Linked DNA regions of Mus musculus: region 2 is linked to region 1. The links are chromatin loops, found by intact Hi-C in ENCODE. Cell type or tissue: gastrocnemius. All regions are shown on one strand. Links, peaks and the distances in the headings refer to the core of each region. The heading gives the core; the rest is flanking DNA. Region 1 overlaps Igsf9 (immunoglobulin superfamily, member 9). Region 2 has its middle 34 kb from the start of Pigm.

Evidence for each region. A loop is a pair of places that touch in the nucleus more often than their neighbours do. Peaks named below come from ENCODE experiments on the same cell type or tissue, not always from the same donor. Only the 100,000 strongest peaks of a DNase experiment are listed, where the experiment ranks them.
Region 2: it touches region 1 in a loop (10-fold over the local background); 38 of 42 quality-filtered maps call a loop at or near these places.

What each region holds. Positions count from the first base shown.
Region 1 is chr1:172,485,694-172,494,023 of GRCm38, reverse strand. It overlaps Igsf9 (immunoglobulin superfamily, member 9), which reads right to left. Exons shown (of 21, transcript NM_001145800.1): 4 at 4,359-4,511; 5 at 3,581-3,735; 6 at 3,252-3,369; 7 at 2,268-2,409; 8 at 2,014-2,159; 9 at 1,781-1,923; 10 at 397-537. Among named protein-coding and RNA genes, the nearest start is that of Igsf9, 7.6 kb to the right of the region's middle. In gastrocnemius, for the core only: a CTCF peak has its summit at 3,441 (motif pointing right); DNase peaks (open chromatin) are centred at 3,458 and 7,943; H3K4me3 peaks cover 503 bases; H3K27ac peaks cover 373 bases.
Region 2 is chr1:172,406,128-172,414,457 of GRCm38, reverse strand. No RefSeq gene overlaps it. Among named protein-coding and RNA genes, the nearest start is that of Pigm, 34 kb to the right of the region's middle. In gastrocnemius, for the core only: CTCF peaks have their summits at 3,454 (motif pointing left) and 5,248; DNase peaks (open chromatin) are centred at 2,030 and 3,454; H3K27ac peaks cover 240 bases.

The DNA.
Region 1 (8,330 bases), core at 317-8,316:
TTCCCAGGTGCCTGTCATAATGTCTTAGTCTCCTTCTCCATCTCTTAGTTCTGTGTCTTTGCCCCCAGCAGGTAGGACTGCTGGGTAATGGCGGGCTGGAGCAGGACTCTCTGAGATAGCTGAATCTCTACAGATCATGCTCTCTCTCCCCTTTGCTCTATTCCCTGTGGGACTGAGACGAGACAGATATCTCATTTCGTGAATGTGTTCGTGACTGATGTCCTACTGCCCAGTATCATCTCTGTGTATTCTGCTGGCTGTTGCTATGACCACCGCAAGAAACAGACGGTAGGAGCCCCTCCCACAGCTCTCTGCCTCACTCCACCCTGCTGACATGGTTCAGAACACACATTCAGCCACCTGGCCGTACCACAGCAGGTTTGCTGTGGGCCTCACCTTGAGCAGCACCTGGGTCACAGGGGAGGGTCCAGCAGTACCAAGACTGTTGTAGGGGGTGCAGGAGTATTCTCCCAAGGCATTCTCATTCCCCAGGGCAATGATGAGGGAACCTTCTGGGCCCAGGGACCAGCCAGGGAACTAGAGGGCAGAGGAAATGACAAATAGAGAGAGAAACTTAACAGAGGCAAAGCTGGGGTGGGGAGAGGCAACTCGAGAGAGGAGGAGAGACAGGAAACTCTTTTCAGGAAATCAACCCATCGGCTCTGGGTCTTGGCCTGACCCTCTCTCTGGACTCTGGTCCTCCACTTCTGTCTGTTCCATCAGGGGATGTGAGACGGTGACAACACAGCTCTGGTGTCACTCACAGAGAATAGTGTGAATGGCTTCCCTCGAGTTGAGCCATGTGGATACTCTGACTGTCCCTCTCGGCACTCCGTTGCTCAGTTCTGCATCTCCCAATCCACTTCTATAAGAAAACCTCCCCTTCTCCTAGATGAAGCGTGGCCCCTCGCTCTCTGCATCTAACTTGTCTGTCATTCTGGACCGAGCAGGAAAGCTTTGGCTCTGTCTTGTCTTGTTTTCAGGCCCTCTCTGGTTCAGACTGAGTAACCCCTCACCTGGACTCACACTGGCCACTTCACAGCCTTGGGGCTCTGCTCCTAACAACTCCTAACCACGGTCCTAACACCACAACACCACCGCCAGCCAAAATTCACTGCTGATTTTTTTTTTAAACTTTCAATGACACATTCACCAAGTGCTACAACTTTACAGCCCCAGAGACTCTCAGTTGGAAAGACAGGATGCCTCAAAGAATTTATAGTCTCCTCAGACAAACAAAAGATCCCAATCAACTCGGAATGAGGTCATGTTAAGCTGGCACGCAGTTCTTCCTCTAGGACCCAACCTGTCTTTCCAGCCTTTTCTACACCTCTCAAGTCCTTACAGGTGCCAGCTGCGGCTCCCCCTCACTGCCCGATTCATCACTTTGTCAGCACACTATACGGCCTCTGCAAAGGGATTTCTGCATGGAATGACAGCTCACTCTTCAAGACCTACCACCTCACCAAAGGCCCAGGATCTGTTACTGGTCTATCCCCAACCGGACCTAAAAACAAAAGCCTTGTTCCTTCCCTGGCCTGACAGCAGAGTCTCTGTGGCAGCTCTGCCTCAAGGCAACACTCCAAGGATGGATACTTCTTCTGGGGAAATGGATACTTCTTCTCACCTCCACAGTCACTGCCTAACACTGGCATCTGGTAAGAAACATGTTTCCCAACCACAGCGCTGAATTAAACTCAGCCTCCCGCTGAGCTGCAGCTGGCCCTCTGACAAAAACAACACCTAGCCAAGACCTTCATCCCCTGTCACAAGCCTGTACCTTGTCCAGCTGCAAGGCCTGTCCGTCTTTGGTCCAGGTGACAAACAGTAGTGGGGGATTAGCACGAACCGGACACCGGATCACCCCACGCATGCCAGTGGGCAGGGGTGTCTCGGGAGGCATGACTGTCACCTGGGCTGGGTCTGGAGGAATGCAGAGACAAGTTGGAGGACAAGGTCATCAGTCTGTCTCAGTGCGGAGGAGCAGGCTGTGGAAGGAGCATGGGGACTTACAGAGCACAGTGAGATAGGCAGAAGCTGACGGTGGATGCAGAAAGCCATTGCTGGGAACACAGGTATAGTGGCCGGCGTCATCAGGCTGAGTGGCTTGTAGCCACAGGCTCCCGTCTACCAGGATGCGCACTCGAGACTGTAAGCGGCTGCAATATGGTATGTGTGAGGAGGAACCTAGTCCTTAGACAAGGAGCTCTCCCAGAGACTACACATCAATCCCCTGCCTCCACTACCCAAGAGATAGGTTGCCCTACCTGATATGGAAGACATTGACACCATCCTGGAACCAGCTGTAGGTGAGGTTAGCAGGGTATGCCTCAGCCCGGCAGGCCAAGGAAACATCCTGAGAGGAGTTGACTGTACTGTTGCTGGGGGGCACCACAATGACAGGGGGTCCTGGGAGAAGTACCAAGGCAGAAAGGTGTCCTCAGCCCATTCCGGAATTCCCAGAACCCTCAGGGCCTTTCTACACCTCTTCCTGGTTCTGCCCTTTGTAGTCATGGGCCAAGTTGCTACAGGACCTTAAGGACCCGAATTGGGATGTGTGATAAAAGCCCATCCTGTTCCAGAGGCCACTCGCTTTTCCAAGTCAGCCCTGTTTCACGAGGCATGGCAGGCAAGCCTACCCACCCTGATTCCTTCTGCTGAGAAACTGTATGTGCGGGAGGGTCCAGGGAGGTCAGAAAGGGAGGTGAGACTTCCTGGTGGGCCTTCCTCATGTCAGGGTCTCTGGCTTTAACTGTATTACCCAGGGCTGTACTTCTCAAGTACCAAGGAGAACGATACTGCAGTGGGCCATCAATTAATCGGTTCTCGCCCACAGGCGCTATGAAGATGGATGTCTGCCTCGCGTGCCTCATTTGCCTTTCCTTCCAAAAGGAAGAGCTCAGCACACATGGGCGATATGTCAAAGTCCTGGGAGAGGTTGATAAGAACCTCTGGGTTTTTTTTTTTTGTTTTGTTTTGTTTTGTTTTTTTGAGATCACAAAACCAGGACTCAGGAGGGTCCCACGATTCATGGGCTAACCCTTAGCACCCCTTCCTTTCCACTGTAATGCACTGCTGGGCACTAAGCTGACCGTTTCTTCATCCTTTCTCTCACCCTACAGGGGTCCCTCAAATATGAGCCTCCTCCCAATCTTCCGTGTACTCACCCCCTCACCCCACCCTCACCCCCGTAGAGATCATGTCTTCTACTATAGGTGGCCCGGTTCCCCTGCCCTTCCACCAAAGTGCACCTAGCACCAACAGCTGGGTGGCGTGGGTGATGCTGCCCTCGGAGCTGGAGGCTTGGCAGGTGTAGTCTCCAGCGCTGCCTCGCTCCACCCGACGGATCCACAGTGTTCCATTCTGCACCTAGGTAAGGAATCTTTAAGGAAAGGCCCTTCCTGTTTGGTCAGCCTCAGACCCTGCAGTTCCAGAGCTGGCCAGCAGAGGGAGACAGCGCCTCAACCTCGGGGAAGCCGATGGAAAACCCCTCCCTCCTCCGACCCATCCCCGGGCTTGGCTTCTGTTCCTCTCCTGCCTTCTTCCCCTTTGGTCCTCCCAATCCAGCTGACCCACTCACTTGCACCTGACCCTGGCCCTTGCCAAGGTCTTGTCCTCGGAATTTCCAAGTCACATAAGGCTGAGGGCTGCCACGGGCCACACAGCGCAAGGTAACCGCCTCCAGCTCCTTGACTTCCAGAACTAAGGGAGGTGTCTCCTGGAACTGAGGGGGCGCTGTGAGGGAAAGAGGCATCAGGGGCTGCCAGAAAGGCTATCATCCCACAAAGCAGAGTTCAAAACCCACGGAGAACTCCTCTCAGAGCTGGAGGCTCCCGGGGTACACGGGACTAGCCCAGGGTCACCTGTCTACCAGGACCATCCCAACACTGCTACAGCTGAACACAGGCTGCATGACGGGAACTAGGGGGAGAGCCAGAGCCGAGTGCCCAGGGAAGTCTGGGAATCAGAAGGGGCGGGTCTTAGACTCATCACACTACCTCTACCTGATTCTCTGCCTCAGTCTCACCTATGAAATGGGAATGATTACAACTGCCTCCCTTCTAGTGGAGAGGGAGAAACTATGCACGGGTGAGCTGCATCATTCAGGGCCCAATATACCTTAACTATGACCTTGACCAAGGAGTGAAAGTTCCCGACTCAGAGCCTATGGGCTGATTGGATTTTATCTGAAGAACTGAGGGTGTGAGGGAGGGCAGAGGTAAGAAGCAAGCCGTAAATGAGCTAGCATGGTGAGCACATGCCAGGATGGGTAGGGCACAGAACTCGCTCATTCCCTTCACTACCAGGGTCCCCATCATTCTCCCCCTACTGTCACCACCTGCTCCCCAACTTCATACAATTGACTGTCAGGTGCACCCAGGAGCCGTTGGCAAAATCCTGTTCAGGGCTGTGTTGGTCCAGGAAGAGCACACGGCACTCGTACCAACCCTGGTCTTCCACCCGGAGCCCCTCAATCTGGAGAGATGCTCCTGTCTGCAGCCGGACTCGTCCTGTGAGGAGGGAAGTCCTGAATCAAGGGTGTTGAATGAAGGAAGGGGCTCTGTAAAAGCTTTCCAGTCCTGGTCACACTGGTCATTCCCAGAGGTTGAGAATAGCCTAGGTCTGTCATCCAAGTGTGAGGGTCTCCAGAGCAGCAGAAGGAAATGAGGCCATTGAGGGCAGAATGCTATGTTTAGCTGAGACCCAGACAAGACCAGAAACACTCAAGGCTTCTTGAGCGGACTAAATGTTGTGCTGAAATACTCTGTATTTCCCGGACCGTTCGAGGAAGGAGCGAAGAACCAGCATTTGGTCTCCTACAAGATTCACCATCCCTGGGGTACTTTTTAAGACCAAGATATAAGTTCTCTGGGGATACTACTGCTTTTAGAGGACTCTGTCCCTGAAATCGCTAGCTGTGTTTGGGGCCCTCCCAGGGACCCATACCTCATCTACCAAAACCTGTAATCTCCCAGAGCTATTATCAGCGGCCTAAGCGCCTTAGAGTGGCCAGAGTCCAACCCAGGCAGGCAGCAGCGTCAGCAGCCTCCCCAGCCCAGCCCAGCCCCTCTACGCCCCAGCTGACTGACCACATGCAGCCCCACAAAGCCACACACCACAGCACAAAAAAGACCTTTCATTCCCAGCATGGTCCATAGCAGACCACTAGGCTGACTGAGATGTGCTCGCCCAGTCCCTCAGGACCCTCCTCTGAGGGAACCCGGCACCCTGACAGCCTGAAACATCCCTAGCAGTGCAGTCTACGTGAGTAAGGTGCTTGCTTGGCAGCCCCAAAGAACCCAGGCACAAGCCCAGCTCAGCCACATGTTCCTTTGAACAAGTTACTCAACCTGTCAATTTCAGTTTCCTCAGTCAAAATAAGAGAGGGAGAAACTGGGATGGGGTGGAAGGCAGGAGATGATGCAGGGGAGGTGTGTAGCACCTGGCACCGCTGGAGGCTCACAAAAAGGCTGTTACACAAATAAGTAAGATGCATCTTTGAAACCAGAAGCCTACACTCAATCTGGGCCCCACCCCTCATCTGATAACGTATCACCTCCGTTTCTTCTTCTACATCAGTGAACTGCACCAACCACCATGCATCAGGCTGCCCGAAGAGGAGCCTGGCTCAACCTGGATTCCTGTCGCCGTTTGCCATTTACTGACTTGTTACATCTTGCAGATCCCACCTCCTAAGAATTAGTATTTCCCTCCCTGCCATCTTCCACCTTAGAGCCCCGCAGTGTCTCTCACCAGGGTTATCCACTGGCTCTGTACCCCCTACACTTAGCTGTTGCCCATCTTCACTTTGCCCTTTGGTGTGAACGAGTGGTATTTTCTAAAATTCACAGGACAGGCAAATATAGCTCCCAGATGATGTACCTGTTCAGCACTCGGCCTACCCCAGCCATCCCTGATAGTGATAGTAGCAATCCTGGGTACCACCCACTCCTCCAAGCTGTTTCCACTCTACTTCTAGGGTGGCCTATTTGAAGCAGAAACTCAGCCTGTGTGCTCCTTGAAGCCACGGGAAAGATGAGAGTCATAGATCTAGGGTAGCTACTGAGCTTAGTCGTCAGTGATCTCTCAGTTAGTCCCTGGGGTGTGGCTTCTTTAGAATGGGTGGGCCTACTTATAAGTCTAGGTGTATAATCCCCACCCAGGAGATAAAAATGGGCCACCCAGGTAAATCTTTAACAGAATACCCTTCCTCAAACCTGCAGGATTCCTCATTCACCTTACTCAGAGCCCAGACCACTGAGCCGAGCAGAGCCCAGACCACAGCCTCCTCCAGGTCCCACAAGATAGGAGCTTTCATCGTGGTGATCTCTGAGCTCCAGAGCGAAGACAGAAAGGCTGAGCACTGAAGACGAGCTATGTAATATTAGACACTGTCACCATATTTAATCCTCCCCAAAATCCATCACCGATGAAGGCACTGGCGTTAACCTTCTTTCCAAAATCAAGCAGCTATTAGGAGATCAAGCCGGGTCCACCAAGGCAGAGCGTTCTCCGCTGAACGCTGCCATTAGAATCCACTGATGTTCAGGGCACTGAGCACAATCTCTGATTCCATTCAGGAAATGTCACCAGCTAACAATCCTCATGTCTGCTAGCCAGAATACTCGGAGCAGCATGTTGTACAAACCAACTTCCCTAGGAGGTCCAGAAAAGCTGCAGTGTTTCAAAACAAGGTGACCAGAGTGGCAGTTCTGTGACTTCCTGTGTCCTGAACACACCTCCTATAGACCTGCCCTCCACCTACAAGGTCAAACCTAAGGGATATCAGACCTGCCTACATGCAGTGCCTGAAAAGGAGAGTCTGATCTCCTGGGCTCTGAAAAGGCAAGAAGCCCACACTAAATGTAACCATGAACACAGACAAGTGTACGTCCGTCCACACAGAAGTTCAAATCACGACTGTGATTGTGCCCACATACTGCACTATGAAGCCAGGGCCATGAGGAGGCATTCTGGGACGATGTAGCGAGGCAGACAGCTTGGGAGGATCAAAGGCAGAAAGGGGAGATCAGGAGAGTCAGCTTGGAACAATCGGAATTGATTTCACCAAGCAACTAAGCAACTTAGGGCCGTCAGAAAGCACAAGTCCATCTGCTCTGCTGGGACATCCCTGAAACTCCCAGGAAACACAGTCCGAAAGCCAGTCTCACAGATCCAGACACTGCCTGTCCCCAATTCCTTTCACACCACCCAAGTGCTATGCTAAATGCTTTAAATATAGTAGCTTACTTAATCTAGCAGTCCTAGATCTCTTTATATTGTCTTTTACCACTTCCTTACTAGTTTACATATCCAGGATCCTCCACCCCACAGTTTCTAGAGCCCCTAAAACCAGCTTTGCCTTCAGTGTGGGTCCCAGGGCTACTATTCCCCCATATTCTAGGCCACCAGCCTCATGGCGGTCCCAGGCCATCTCCCCTCCACTTGCCCACAGGGTTTATGACAGAACAGCATTGTCCTCAGCAACCTCCACCTCCTGTTGCTTAGCAACTGCAATTGTGAGTCCCCTGCACAAAGGCCAGAGAGGCCCCTTCTGAACTGTGAAGCAATAAAGGGTTAATGGGCTTAGAGGCCTCCCTCTGGGGTCTTCACCAAAGCAGGACCCTGTGGCTGCTCAGGAGCTACAGGCCACTCACCGGCAGGAATGGGAACAAAGGCTAGAAGTAGGGCTGAAACACAACGGTTTGCAGGCTAGAGAAGATCCACAGGTAGACAGGGAGTTAGCCATCTCTTAGCTTGTCTGCTCAGAGCCCAGAGCCGACTGATGCTGGAGCAAAGGCAGAGCCCCACATCTTCCAGGTGGCGTCTGAAGGAAAGCCCTTTCCACATCTTCTCCACTCCCCACCCCCTTGCCTCAGCCTGGCAATAATTTGAATTTGTCCATCTTTAGCCCCGCAGCCAAAGCCCCCTGGGCACAGGCAGGCACAGACAGGAAGGCCGGCTGTGCCTGTACCAATTCTCTCTCCTCCTGCTAATTGGGGCCCCCTTTCATCAAGTCCCCAGGGCTTGTGTAGACACACACACTCCCGAGTAGGCTGTTTGCCAATAACTGCCCCCAGTTTGAAAATAAACTCTCTCCTGCGGGCGGGCACCTGCCAGCACCTCCTCCTCTCTCAGCTCAGCCAATCCCAAGATTTCCCTTAGGATTCAAACCAGAGGCAGAAAAGGTACCCCAACAACATCTTCCCGGGTGACCTTTTCTGGGTTTCAGTTCTGAAAACGAAGCACCATCTCTTTCTTGCCCCGCAGCCCAAATCCATCCTTAGGGCCTCCCACAGGCACTCTGAGACGTTACAGTAGTAAGTCGC
Region 2 (8,330 bases), core at 198-8,197, 79 kb after region 1:
CTCCTCCCTGATGAAGTCACCATGCCATCCATATCCTACTGTGTGTATCTCTCTCAGCATGAGGGGATCTCACAACGCCCCAGTCCTTCAGTGGAGAGAGCCTGACTCCTTGGCATAACCAGCCTTGCCTCTCTGTGTTCTGACGCTCAGTTTCTGGTCTAACACGTGTCAGACTCTGCTTCTCTTTTGCTGTGATCAAACTCTGGCTGAATGCAACTTCGGGGAGGAAATGGTCTATTTGGCTTATAGGTTACAGCCCATCGTTGAGGGACAACAAGATAGACACTCAGGACTGGATCTTGGAGGCAGGAACTGATGTGGAGGCCATGGAAGAGTGCTGCTTAGTGGCTTACTCTCCACGGCTTGCTCTGCCTCCTTTCTTGTAGAACCCAGGACCACATGCCCAGGGGTGGCACTGCCCATCATGGGCTGGGCCCTCACTCATCAACCAGCAATCAAGAAAATGCCTCATGTCCCTGTGTGATGGAAGCAACTCTTCAATTGAAGTTCCCTTTTTCTAGGGACTCTAGTTTGTGTCAAGCTGACACAACCCATTCCCACCTGCTGCAACACTTGCCTGCAACACCCACCTGCAGCCCCAAGCACTTGCTTTTGTGGCAGTGGAAACTTATGTGTCCTTCCCTGGCTGCTGCTTGGCTAACACCTTCGAGCCCTTCAAGACTTCTCTTCCCTGGAATGCCAGCCCTGTCCTAGTACCAGTCATAGCTGCCACCACCTTCTGGGCACACCTCCCGCCCAGCAGTTATCACTGTGTGCCAACAGCCTGTTTGTTTTCTGTCTCTCCCACCAGACTTTGAGCTCCTTGAAGGCAGTGGTTATGTATTATTCATTTCTGTCTCCAGGCCTAGCTCCACCAAAGGCAAAAGATACAGCCATAAATGGACAAGGGAATGGTGTTGCTAGAGCACTTTTCCCTGTGGCCTACCAGGGTCAGCCTAGTGAAAAGACCAGGGTGTCTTTGGTGCTACAAGGATGGGGCAGTAGTTAAGCAACGAGAGTTATCACTTGGTCCTAGGGGCTTCACATAATGGATGAAGCTTATTCTGCAGGAGGTAGTGGGCGTGACATCTTTGGAAATGAGTAAGCGCACCTACATCCTGATTAAGCCTCACTCCACAGACAGATCTCACACCTATCTCCCTAATAGGTTCTTATGCTACAAAGCACTAAAGTCCAGCTCTCTTCCCTTCTCCTGCCCTAAGTTGCTATCACACTATGCCCATCTGAAACTGGGTGGGCAAGGAGGTAGACACGAAGGGCTAGAAAACTGCACCTGCTCCCTAGACAGTCAGAATGTTACTTTGTTGTTAGAGACCCTCAAAGGTACAGATAGTTGTTTCTGCGGTATCACAGACCAAGATGCGGGGGCATTCTCCCACACATACGCACTAACCAAGGATCCTCCAAACATTTAACATTCTCATAACATTGTTACATTGTAGTTTCTACACTACACAGGAGGAAGGTCGTGAGAATAAATAGCCTAAGAGGTCCACCATGATTTTGGAGAGGCAAAGTGCCACCTAACCCTACCAATACATCACCCTCCTCCTAAATATTCATTAACAAAACAACAACAACACAACAACAACAAACCCCAAAACTTCTATAAACCACAATCAGAACATGCTGGGTTGCTTCGCATCTTGAGGTTGTCTACTGCAAATTCACTGGAGTGTTTGCTTTGCTTAACTTTGCTAAATAAACTGATGAAACTGCATATGTCTCTTCTGAATTTGCTTCTTCAAAAAGACGAGAAGCAAGGGACCTGGAAATATCTCCGCAGCCAACACTTCCCCATCCCCCAGGCTTTTCTGCTGCCTCCCTCAGTCAGGATGACTCTTCATCCTCTGCCTATTCCTGCGCTGCTGGAAGGAGCCCCCCCCCCTCTTTGGGGTCAAATGGAAGGACACTGGTGCCCAAACTCTTGAAGGTACAGACTCCAAGACCCCCTCATTGCCATACTGTGGCTCTCAATGCTGCAAGCCGCTGACTGGTCGCCTAGCGCCACCTAGTGGTCAAATTCTTCATCCCTCTCCCCTCCAATCAGGCCTCCCAGTTTTCCCTGCTATCCTGCACACCACTCACACCCTCTCACTCCCCATCCACCCCACCCCACCCCGCTTAGGAAAGAAAACCTTTGAAGACCCTAGGCTGTGGAACCACAGACCAAGGGGTACAAGTGTTAGCATTCTGTCTGAGCTCCACCCCACAGTTACCTGGCAATAGGCAGGTAGGCTTGACCCACTATAAAAGGGGCTGCTTGCCCTCTCCTCTCTCTCTCTCTTGGTCTCTTGCCTCTCTCTTGTCTTCCCCCTTCTCTCTTCACGTGATCATGGCCAGCCTCTCTCTCTCTCTCTCTCCCTCTCTCTCTGTCTGTCTGTCTCTCTCTCTCTCCCTCTTAACTCCCCTCCCCATGCCCTGAATAAACTCTATTCTATACTATACTGTTGTGTGGCTGGTCCCTCAGGGGAAGGGATGTGTTGGCATGGGCCTGCTGAGGCACACCCTTCCCCCATACCTCACCACATCTCCTTAGAACATATTCCCTCTTCTCTTTCTCTTTTTATAAACACATCAACAGGTACTCCCCGCTGGCAGCCAGAGCAGGGTTTGAGGCATTAGACCACGATGTCTGGAACTTTCTCCCTCAGTCCTCAGCCAACCAGCAAGGTCTGCTACTCATGCAGAAGGTGGGGCTCTTGTCGGTTCGTGTGTCCTTCAGAGAAATCTCTGAGACCTCCTGAGTAACTCCCTGAGGAGGGGGAAACTGACTCATCTATAGTTTGACTCATCTATAGTTTGCCTGAAGTAGGGTTGCCTGAAGCCTGGATGGGGAGGAGGCATCCAGTTTCTTGACCATGCATTGTCTAGCCCAGACTTGTTTTGTTTTAGAGCCTATTTCTGCTTCAGGAAGGAGTTAGAGATGAAGAGTTAGATAGCCGTAAGGTCAGAAATATCTTTATTTGACCTATCAGTTTGGGCCAAACAACTCAAAACTATGTGGATGGTCCAGGCTTCCTCCCTACAGCCTTCCAGAGCCCAGCATATAGAAGAGTGTCAGCCTCAGGAGAAGGTGGGAATTTCCCCCCTCCCACAGTCTCTGCTTCCCCTGCCTTTTACAGTAAATTTAGAACTCTGAGTTTGGAGGTACAATTTGGGGTTAGTTATTCTGCTCATGGGCCGGAGACACTTTGGTTATTTGTGTTTTCCTTCCTCCTTTAGCAAAAACTATTATTCTAATTCAGTTATGTGTTCATATAAAAGCAAATGTAATCTAGGCTGAAATCCTGGTTGCATATTCGTTATTACACTTATTTTTACTTAAAATTATTTCATGATTCCCCTAGAAAGTCTTTGGTCCCTAGACCACATGTTAATCAATGTGGCCCTTGTATCTTGAAAGGGAAACACTTGCTGCACCCCCTGCCGGTAGAAGCAGCAATAGCGGTCTCTAGGACCACAGGGAAGTCTTGGTCACTTTGTAAAAAAGTGTTGGGGCCCGTGGTTCTTGATAGCCTCTCTGTATGGAAATCTTCAAAATAGCCAGAAAATCAAAGATCCAATCAACTAACTTACCCTTGGCTTGTTGTTTCCAGAATCTATATATTCTCCTGTGATTAGAGTTTATGGCATTGGGATGGAATTCTATCACTGTGAAATTGCATGACCTAATCCCATCACTTTGAGAGGCTGAGGCAAGGGAACCATGAATTCAAAATAAGCTAGGGTTACATATCTACATGGTAGACTTTTTTTTTTATCATTAGAGAGATAAAACTAAATGAGGGTGGGCCCACAAAACTGAGAGACCCGTCTAATTCATCAAAGCAGTCAGTACCATAAGGTCTCACACCAAACACTGCTACTTCTTGGAAGCCAGGGCTCAGTAGCCTGCTCGGCTATTTAATAAACTGGAACTTTTCTAACCAAAATATTTTTTTCTAAGCATTGGATCAGGTAAATCAAAGCCTTGGCTCACTGGCTGGAAAGTTAGGAAAACATCTGTATTTACTGATTAAACTTCTTTGGCCGTGTTAATAGAATCCTTGCATAAGCACATCACTTGGTAGAATTTAACAAATTTGTTCTGGATTACTTTTATAAATAGAACAAACGAATACTACATTTAAAACTAAAGCGGAATGTTTTGCACGATAAATGATAAAAAGGATGGCTTTGCATTCCGAGAGTTTCTTAAACCCAAAGAAGAAATATCAGGTTCCCCCTAAGTGGAGGGGGGCAAGGTGCACCTGTAGGAGATTAGGAGTGGAGTGTCCGGTTTTACATAAATAATTGTATTGTATCATGAAATTGTGAAACCTGATTTGAGAACCCAACCACACAGCCTCTTAAGTCCCACCCCCCGCCCAGTTCCCAGGTTTTTAAAGAGAAAAACTTAAAGTCGTCAGTATTTTTCAAAGGTTTCTAACTGAGAAAGAAAGAAAGAAAGAAAGAAAGAAAGAAAGAAAGAAAGAAAGAAAGAAAGAAAGAAAGAACAAAGAAAGAAGGGAGGGAAGGGGGAGGGAGGGAGGGAGGGAGGGAAGGGGGGAGGGGGGAGGGAGGGAGGGAGGGGGGAGGGAGGGAGGGGGGAGGGAGGGAGGGAGGAAGGAAGGAAGGAAGGAAGGAAGGAAGGAAAAAAGAAAGAAAGAAAGAAAGAAAGAAAGAAAGAAAGGAAGGAAGAAAGAAAGAAAGAAAGAAAGGTAGTTAATGGTGACAGCTAATCTTTGTTTTCACACGTCATCTCATTCATTCTCACAGCAGGGTGTAATCGTGTTATTAGGTCAAAGCCAGAGGAGGTTAAAGAACCAGTCCAGGATAGCACAGCTAGGCAATGTGCTCTGGATCTCACTTCGTTCTCTAATTCCTCAGAGTTCTGTCTCTGACACAGTGGAAGGCTTTGCTGAACAAAATGAAGATGTGAGCCACTTGGAACAGCGAAACTCTGCTTCTATCTGGGGAGCTTAGCGTAAAATAACCCCCCTTTTTTACCTGTTAAAAACTGATTTCAACTAAGATTTGTATGTATTACTAGTCATATAACCTTTTAAATTTTCGATCACTGTTATAGTATAGTTTTGTTTTTAATTTTCATATTTCTTTTGGATTCCCCCAAATATTTGCAGGAATTCTAAGGAGTCTTCAGACGCCCAAATGATGAAATTCCAAGTAAAAGTCAGCTCGGGACAGACATACAATATCGTAGCCTGTAGCATCACCTACTGGTATGTTTGTAGTATTGCAGCCATCTTGGGTTGGAACTAAAAGGAGCAGGTTGGGACTAAATAATATGATCTCCGGAGTAACAAATTCTTTTCCTGAAGAGAAAACAGAAAAGTAGCTTTAATATCTCCCAGCACAGCCAAAGTACTGAGTCCTGGTCCTGGGTTTCCATAATTAGCTGTACAGATTTGGGTAGGTCGTTCCATCTTAAGTACCTTGTCTCGAGGCTTTTTTCAGTTATGTTCTTCAAAACACTAAGCTCACTGCCAGACCCCTTTACAAAAGGTTAGCCCGTGGTGTGACTTCCTCTTCAGACCCAAATTCAGGCAAGTCTTATCCCTTTCACATATACAAGTTTTTGAATGAAGTTCTTTTCGCAAAGACTTCCACAACGCTTCAATAAATTTCATCTATGCATGTGTGTGTGTGTGTGTGTGTGTGTGTGTGTGTGTGTGTAGAGTGTGTAGTTATGGTCAGCCCATATCAACATTTACTGCACCTACAACTTTTTAAGGCTCCACACTAAATCTTTATGAGCTATAAAAACAGGAGTCCCAGCGAAGAACTCAGATGTTGGCTGCAGGATAAGGCAAGTGCGTCATCTTCCCGGTCTTTAACAATCTGGTCCATCAATTGGAGGACCCCCCCATGAGATATTATCTCTGATTTTATAACAAAAGTCAATGGGGGAAGAGAGAGAGAGATTGGGAGGGAGGGAGAGAGAGAGAAAGAGATCTTTTTATAGCCAATCTAGCTGGAAGGCATCTTTGCTATAAAACTAGTGTTTCAGGAGTCTCTGGGGGGAGAACTCGAGACAGAGCTGAGCTCGGAGGCCATCACCGTGTAGCTGTGTTTCTTCTCGTGGGAACTGAAGCGATTAAGAGATTTGTGGGCATTATCTATTGCGTTAAGCAAAGTATATAAGATTCAGGTGTCCTAATACAAATATCCACTCTTTATCATCAAGGGCATACATATAAAATAGCAGCAAGTGTCCCACGATAGTTCAGTTTCTCTTAAAAGACCAACTTGTTTGATTTCTAAAAAATATTTCTACTGGAGATTGGGAAGGAATTTATTTTTTCAAATATTCAAGTAAGGCAACAATCATATTCCAACTAATTACTATTAATCATTTTCTCTGATCTTGAGGTTTTTCTAACAACTACAGCTTATTTATTATTCACAGCATTGCCAGAAAGTGCCCCCATTTTGTTCCCCTTTTCCAGAAGAAGAGACTGAAACACACTTATTAAATAAACCATGAAGTTACAGTTATGTCCTGACTCCAGCTGCAGGCTCCCTGACCATTCAGACAAGCCAGAGAAGCCTCCTCCTGCACAAATCTAGGAACCGCAGAGGAGCAACTTGGCTGTTGCCTAGCGTGGTATGCAAGGACACAGAGTCAGTCAACAGCTTTCACGTCCCTGTCTCTTAGCATCTGCCCATTGTGCCCTATTACAACCAAAGGGAATAGTTAGTATGCATTGTAACTTCACCAATCAGCTCGTTTTCTTTCTCAGGTTGGGCCCACTTGGGTGGTGTTAGAAAGAACGTGCTGGCAGGTGCCACATTCTAACAGGCACAGAACCAGAGTGACGATACCTCTCCTGTTCTTCCCTATCCTAGATAGTTCAAGAAACACTAGACAGGATATGTGGTTTGCAGGTCCTGGCTGAAAATAAAGTTTTTTTCTCAAATATCTGATTAACCTAAGAGCACTGCCACGGACACCCCCCCCCCGCACCCTCCCCCCCCCCAGTGTCTCCAATCAAGGAGGAAGACCCGTACTCCAAGGGCACAGACAATTCTCAAGGGGGGGGGGTGGTGTCCTAACTTTTCAATTATCTTCCCAGAAATGGGGCCAGTAGGTTGGTTCTCCCGGTCAGACTTTACCAGCATCACAGACCCACAGAAGGACAGGTCTGCTCCGATGGATACATTCTGTAGCAAGCAAAACAATGAGCTGCTCTCAGAGGAATGACATAATCACCAAGTCTTTTCTTCCCTTCTTGTAATGTGTATAATTTGTCTTCTTTTGGAAAGGTACCTGTAAATTTTAATGCAATTTTCTTGAGAACAATAGCAAAGTCACAATTTCCTAATCACTTTTGTTTCCCAGGAGGGAAGGAGAAAACCTTAACTGCTTGCTGAGTGACTAATACAGGCCCTTCAAGGCCCACAGAGGAGAACTGAACCAGAAGTCTTCCAAAAAGAATGCTATCCCTAATTTGTCAGACCCTTTAAGGCAATAAAATATTGTATATGCAGCGATGAGGCAAACCCACCACAGTCTGACTACAAATCCTTAGGTGACATTGAAGCAGAAACAACTCAGGACTACAGGACTGGAGAAATAAACACACACACACACACACACACACACACACACACACACACACACACACACACACACACACGTGCCCTGAGCATCCAAAGAAAACACTAGTCACAAGATTTCTGGAAAGGAAGAATATTAAGGACATTGTCCAGTCTCCCATCTGATGCATTTCTTTTTCTTTTCTACAAGATGTTTGGCAAATGATTGGCCTCCCTGCCTGTTGTACAGAGACTTTGAGGAAGAGACTGTCTTATTCAACACCACAAACAAGAGCTTGTCCCTCGGGCGACTATAAATCTTGGGTAGTGTTCGGTTTCCCTGCCAACCTGCTAAATAAGCGCGAGTTTTTCTCAAGGTACCGACGGGAAAACAGAGGCTGCCCATCACTCTCCGTCCACTCTGCCCTCCTACCCGGCTCAGGGAGGCAGCTTGCTGCACAAGAGGCCCACTTTTCAATTTGAGGATCAATACAAGCTAAATAGGTGGTATTTCCAGCCCACAGGGGCAACCCAAGCCAATACATTTAAAGCTTTCCCTTGGGGATTCTCTGATGAACCGACCTACAGGGTAGAAGAGAACAAACAAATCATTGTGTGACAGAGTCCACAGAGGAGTGCGAGTCACAAGTCACGCTGTCGCCCAGAGTCGAACACCACCACCATCTGGGCTGTCAAAGTCAAACACCACCACCACCTGGGGCTGGAGTGCTTGCTTGCTAGCTCGCTCTCGACCCCAGGCTGCTCTA